Linked DNA regions of Homo sapiens: region 1 is linked to region 2. Evidence: read pairs that join two places in POLR2A ChIA-PET (ENCODE). Cell type or tissue: GM12878. All regions are shown on one strand. Links, peaks and the distances in the headings refer to the core of each region. The heading gives the core; the rest is flanking DNA. Region 1 overlaps ERO1B (endoplasmic reticulum oxidoreductase 1 beta). Region 2 has its middle 55 kb from the start of ERO1B.

Evidence for each region. ChIA-PET counts read pairs that join two places held together with the same protein. Peaks named below come from ENCODE experiments on the same cell type or tissue, not always from the same donor. Only the 100,000 strongest peaks of a DNase experiment are listed, where the experiment ranks them.
Region 1: POLR2A ChIA-PET joins it to region 2 with 7 read pairs; 6 of 35 experiments call an interaction of 5 or more read pairs at or near these places.

Annotation. Positions count from the first base shown.
Region 1 is chr1:236,273,244-236,276,160 of GRCh38, forward strand. The region is part of intron 1 of ERO1B (endoplasmic reticulum oxidoreductase 1 beta); the gene reads right to left. Among named protein-coding and RNA genes, the nearest start is that of ERO1B, 7.3 kb to the right of the region's middle. In GM12878, for the core only: no CTCF peak of the experiment used is centred there; no DNase peak of the experiment used is centred there; H3K4me3 peaks cover 506 bases; H3K27ac peaks cover 410 bases.
Region 2 is chr1:236,335,287-236,338,203 of GRCh38, forward strand. No RefSeq gene overlaps it. Among named protein-coding and RNA genes, the nearest start is that of ERO1B, 55 kb to the left of the region's middle. In GM12878, for the core only: no CTCF peak of the experiment used is centred there; no DNase peak of the experiment used is centred there.

The DNA of each region.
Region 1 (2,917 bases), core at 200-2,699, 62 kb before region 2:
ATCATGACAATACCTAGAAGCTTGAAAAGAAGCCTCCAGAAGGAAATGCAACCTTGCTGACATCTTGATTTTAACCCTGTAAATCCCATTTTCAGAATTCTGGCCCCCAGAACTACAGCATAATAAATTTATATTGTTTTTAAGTCATTATATTTGTGGCAATTTGTCACAACAGCAATAGAAAATTACCACAATCCAAATTTAGATTGTTTTCAGATTTGGCTAAAGAACATTGCTACACAAATGTTTCTGGGCACATATTCTGGTGTAAAAACACATGCAAGAGTTTCTCCAGGTTGGGCCAGGCACAATGACTCACACCTGTAATCTTAGCACTTTGGGAGGCGGACACAGGAGAATTGAGTCCAGCCTGGGCAACATGGCAAAACCCTGTCTCTACAAAAGTACAAAAATTAGCCAGGTCTGGTGGTGAGCATCTGTAGTCCCAGCTACTCAAGAGGCTGAGATGGGAGGATCACCTGAACTCAGGGGGTCGAGGTTGCAGTGAGCCAAAATCACACCACTGCACTCCAGCTTGGGGAAAAGAGCGAGACCTTGTCTCAAAAGAAAAAAAAAAAAAAAAAAAAAGAGTTTCTCCAGGTTATATGCTTAGGAATAGAACCGCTGAAAGTATATGTTCAGCTTTTTCAGGAAATGGCAAAATGATTTCCAAAACAGTTTTACCAATTTATCAGCCCCTCAACAATGAATGGGACTTACTGTTGAGCCATATCCTATTTTTTTTTTTTTTTTTTTTTGAGACAGAGTCTCACTCTGTCACCCAAGCAAGAGCGCAGGATCACAGTCTTGGCTCACTGAAACCTCCGCTTCCTGGGTTCAAGTGATTCTCGTGCCTCAGCCTCCCGAGTAGCTGGGACTACAGGCACATGCCACCATGCCCAGCTAATTTTTGTATTTTTAGTAGAGACAGCGTTTCACCATGTTGGCCAGGCTGGTCTCAAACTCCTGGCCTCCAGTGATCCGCCTGCCTCAGCCTCTCAAAGTGCTGGGATTGCAGGTGTGAGCCACTGTGCCAGCCCATATCCTCATCAATATTTAATATTAATCTATGCTTTAATTTTTGCCAATCTAGTTAGCATGAAAGATTATCTTTTTTCTTATTTGCACTAAGAAGGTACAATGTTCATATGTTTTATGACACATTTATATTTCTTCTTGTGTAAAATGTCTATTTATATCTTTGATTCACTTTTCTGTTAGGTTATCTTCTTCATACTCATCTGCAGAAATCAATACTGCTTCTTCCCTATTCTATTATATTCTTTTAGAACTCCAATTAGATGTATTAGACATTCTCACTCTATTCTCCAGGTATCTTAAGTTCTCTTTAATATTTATTATCCCATTGTCTCTTTAGATTTCATTCTGAATAATTTATTTGCATCTATCTTCCATTCACTTATTCATTAATTCAGCCTATTTACTGAGGCCCAACATAAGATTTGCACTGCTTTAAGTGCTGGGGATATAAAATTAGAAGAAAAAAAAAAGACAGACAAAAATCTCTGCCCTCAAGGAGTTTACATTCTCATAGGGAAAAGGGGGTGCAAAATGAATGAACAAAGTACAGAATGTCAGATGGTAATAAAGTGATATAGATAAAACTAAGGACTGGAAACAGACTGCAGAACTGGGGCTGCTAACCATTTAAAATAGGACAGTTACAGAAGGTGTCATGAAATTTTGGCAAGGAGCAAGACATGCAGGTATCTGGGGGGACAGCATTCCAGGCATTGGGAGTGAGTGCAAAGATCCTAATGCAGTAAGCTTGCCCCATGTTTTTGAGGAATAAGGAGGACTATACAATAGGCAAGAAGGAGAATTAGACCACTATAAGATTTTAGCTTTTACTGAATCTGAGTTATTTTCTCACACCAACCAATTCTCCAACTCTGAGACCAACTGGGTGGTGTCCAACAATTCAATTCTGACACTATCCACCATCAGTGCAGACCTACAAATTAAGGGCTGAGTCCCACAAGATGGCCCCACTCCTGACACAAATCTCAGGTCCTGAGCCACTTGTTCTTCTGACTGGCTATCAATTGTGGGTTCCTAGCACTTCCATTGCAGGTTTGATAATTTGCCAGAATGGCTCACAGAACTCAGAAAGACACTTTACTTACAGTTATCAATTATAAAGGATACAACTCAGTAATAACCAAATGGAAGAGATGCATTGGGCAAGCTACTAAGGCAGAGGGATGTGCAGAGCCTCCGTGCCTCTCTCAACATGCCACCCTCCCAATAAGTCAATGTATTCCCCAACCCGGAAGCTCATCAAATCAAGTTGTTCAAGAGTTCTTACGGAGCTAAATCTCCAGCACCCACCTCTCCCCTTCCTGCAGATTGGTGGGGCCAAAAGTTTCAACTTTCTAATCACTTGGGTCTTTGTGGTGACCAGCCCCCAATCCTGAGGCTATCTATGTAGGGTCCCCGTCTTAAGTCATTTCATTACTATAAACACAAGTGTGATTGAAAGGGGCTCATTATGAGTAACAAAAGGCACTCCTATGACTCAAATTCCAAGGGTTTTAAAGGGCTCTATGTCAGCAATCAGAAATAAAGACCAAATATATTTTTGGATGACACCATGTGAGACAGGAAGCCAATGGGGAGTTTTAAGCAAAGGGTGACAGGAATTTGGTGAGGATAGAATGTTTCTCTTTTATATTTGTGTGGTCAGGGACATTTAAGACAAGAGATGTCAGATAAAGTGACACTTTAGCAGAAATCTAACAGAGTGAATCATATGAATACACGAGAAAAGTGTGTGCTAGGTAGAAGAAACAGTACAAAGGCTTTCAGGCAAGAATGTATCTGCCATGTTTAAGAACAACAGGCAGGCCAATTTGGCTGGAGCTTATGTATAAGGGGGGAAGACTGTGGAAAAAGC
Region 2 (2,917 bases), core at 187-2,686:
ACGTGGCTTGAGGCATTAGCCCAGGTGCAGCAGGACGTATTAGTGAGGCACAGTCTCTGCCTTGGCCCACAAGAAAGAAACCGAGAGCAATTCTGACACCTGGCTGATGCGTCCAGGTTGACCTGACAGGTCCAAAGTGGTGATAATTAAAGTCGGGGACAAATTTGTACCACTTTTTCTAACTAGATGACTCCCATGGTAGAGAAAACAGACTGTAATGTGTGCATTAAAATGGGTCGCTTGGCTGGGCATGGTGGCTCACATCTGTAATCCCAGCACTTTGGGAGGCCAAGGCAGGCAGATCACCTGAGGTCAGAAGTTCAAGACCAGCCTAGCCAACATGGTGAAATCCTGTCTCTGCTAAAAATACAAAAATTAGCTGGGCGTGGCGGCGCATGCCTGTAATCTCAGCTACTCAGGAGGTTGAGGCAGGAGAATCCCTTGAACCTGGGAGGCAGAGGTTGCAGTGAGCTGAGATAGCACCACCGCACTCCAGCCTGGGCAGCAGAGTGAGACTCTGTCTCGAAAAATAAATAAATAAATGAATAAATAAATAAATAAATAAATAAAATGGGTCAGTTATCCCCCTGGAAGTTTCCCCCAAGACACCAAGAATAGCTTCATTTTGGAGAGATCTCTGCAGTTACCTTAGGGCTACTTAATTCCCTCGTGGTGTTTTCTTAAATACTCTTAAGGTCTCTTAGGCCCACCCCTAAAATACAAATCCATGTATTTTGGAAGGAAGACAAATTAATGCATAGCTTCCACACCAGAAGTGCAGTGTCAGGGGACCACATGGTGCCCCTGGGAAAAAAAGTAACAACTGTTGGGATCCCCCAAGTAAGACCCATATCAGTTGAAGGGCATAGGTTGAGTGCCTCCAACATGGCTTCCTGGCAGGCTGAAAACCCTAGAGTTCCCAGCTTAGTGTGAATAATTGAGTCTAGTCCTTGTTTTGCTTCAAGTCCAGTTTATCCAGTTTGTCCACATCACCAACCAGGCAGTGTTCATCTACCCAAGGGATGACCAAGCAACATCTACAGAAATAGGGTGGGGAAGATGACCACAGGTGTTGACAGGTGTTTTGTGTGGGAGGTGCAGGAGTTGGGCCATCCCCTGCAGTGGCCTTTTTGGTCAGATGAAGAGGCATGACAATCAAACCATGGTTAGAGCTATCTGGCAGGGGATGGGAGGTACAATAGTCAGTTAAATGTCAAGGGCTTGTCAGGGTTTAGGAGACCTGCACCAGGGCATTTTCCTAGGTGAGGATGGCTTGAGGTACATTTCTGAAAGGCAAAAGATCATTAACATCAATCCCTCCCCGACACCACTTGGGGTCAAGGGTGTTCCCTCTCCAGGTACCTGAGTGTTGCTCCTCCCCCACCATCACACGCTCAGTAAGCCTACCCAGTAGCTAGAACTTCACCTTTTTTCAATCATCTCCCACCCACACCCGACCCTTCTATCTTGAATGGTCATGTACGACAGGGACAAAGGCATCTTTTAAAAACTTACAGAGGTTTATCATATGCTCCACACCTTGGCCCGCAGAGGTCATTATAGAGACACTCTGCAAACAATAGACTCAAACAAGTGGTCATTATCTTCAGAAAGGCAGGAAGTGGCTGGGCCAGGTGATTCACGCCTGTAGCCTCAACACTTTAGGAGGCCAAGGTAGGAGGATCCCCTGAGCCCAAGAGTTTGAGACCAGCCTGGGCAACATTGTGAAACCCCGTCTCTACAAATTTTTTTTAATTAGCTGGGCATGGTGGCATGCACCTGTAGTCCCAGCTACTCAGGAGGCTGAGGTGGGAGAATCGCCTGAGCCTGGGAGGTTGAGGCAGCAGCAGTGAGCTATGATGGAGCCACTGCACTCCAGTGTGGGCAACAGAGCAAGACCCTGTCTCTAAAAAAATAAAACATAAGAAAGAAAGGAAGTTTGGAAGATCTAGGGACCAAGAAAGCAAGAATCAATGGGTCATCAGAATAATGGAACACCAACAGTCCCTTTTCATTCTTGGTTTGAATCCTCAAGGTTCAATTTCAGAACAGACTTTTAATTTTGGCCTACTCTGATTCACTTGTCCACATTCACTAAGTTCCACTAAGACCACCTGCAGCTGGGGATGGTAGTACCCCAGAGGGACAAGAAAAGTATATTGGTTTAGCAAACCCAATACATGTCCATTATAGGAGGTCATGTTTCAGTCACATTTTTCCATTGGCAATCTTTTGACTTGTAAAGAAAAAATTAGTCACAACTCTTGTTAAAGATGGTAAGGGAGACTTTATTCAAGGTGGGCTCTGACAATGGGGTTTTGTAGTAAGGGAGAGAAACAGGGCTCAACCCTGAATACAAGGACCAGTGGAAATTTATAGCCAAGGAGTATGGTGAGTGTCAGTGGAGGGAAAATTACTAAGAGAAAACACCAGGGATAAGTTGGGATTCCGGCTAAACCACCTTGGCAGGATTACTGTGTAAGGCAGGCAAGGGTGACAAGATATTGAGGGTGGGGGATAAGGAGTTTGATCAGATATCAAGAAGGATCAGATAGGCTAGGCATGGTGGTGCACACTTGTGGTCCCAGCACTTTGGGAGGCCCAGGGGGGCGGATAACTTTAGGTCAGGAGTTGGAGCCGGCCTGGACAACATGGAGAAACCCTGTCTCTACTAAAAATACAAAAATTAGCCAGGCATGGAGGCACACACCTGTAACCCCAGCTACTCAGGAGGCTGAAGCAGGAGAATCACTTGAACCCGGGAGGCGGAGGTTGAAGTGAGCTGAGATTGCGCCACTGCACTTCAGCCTGGGTAACAGAGCAAGACTCCATTTCAAAAACAAAAACAAAAAGAATGGTCAGATAGCAAGTGTGAAGGATTTTCATTAAACTGATGCAGCAGGGTTCTTGCTAAAAC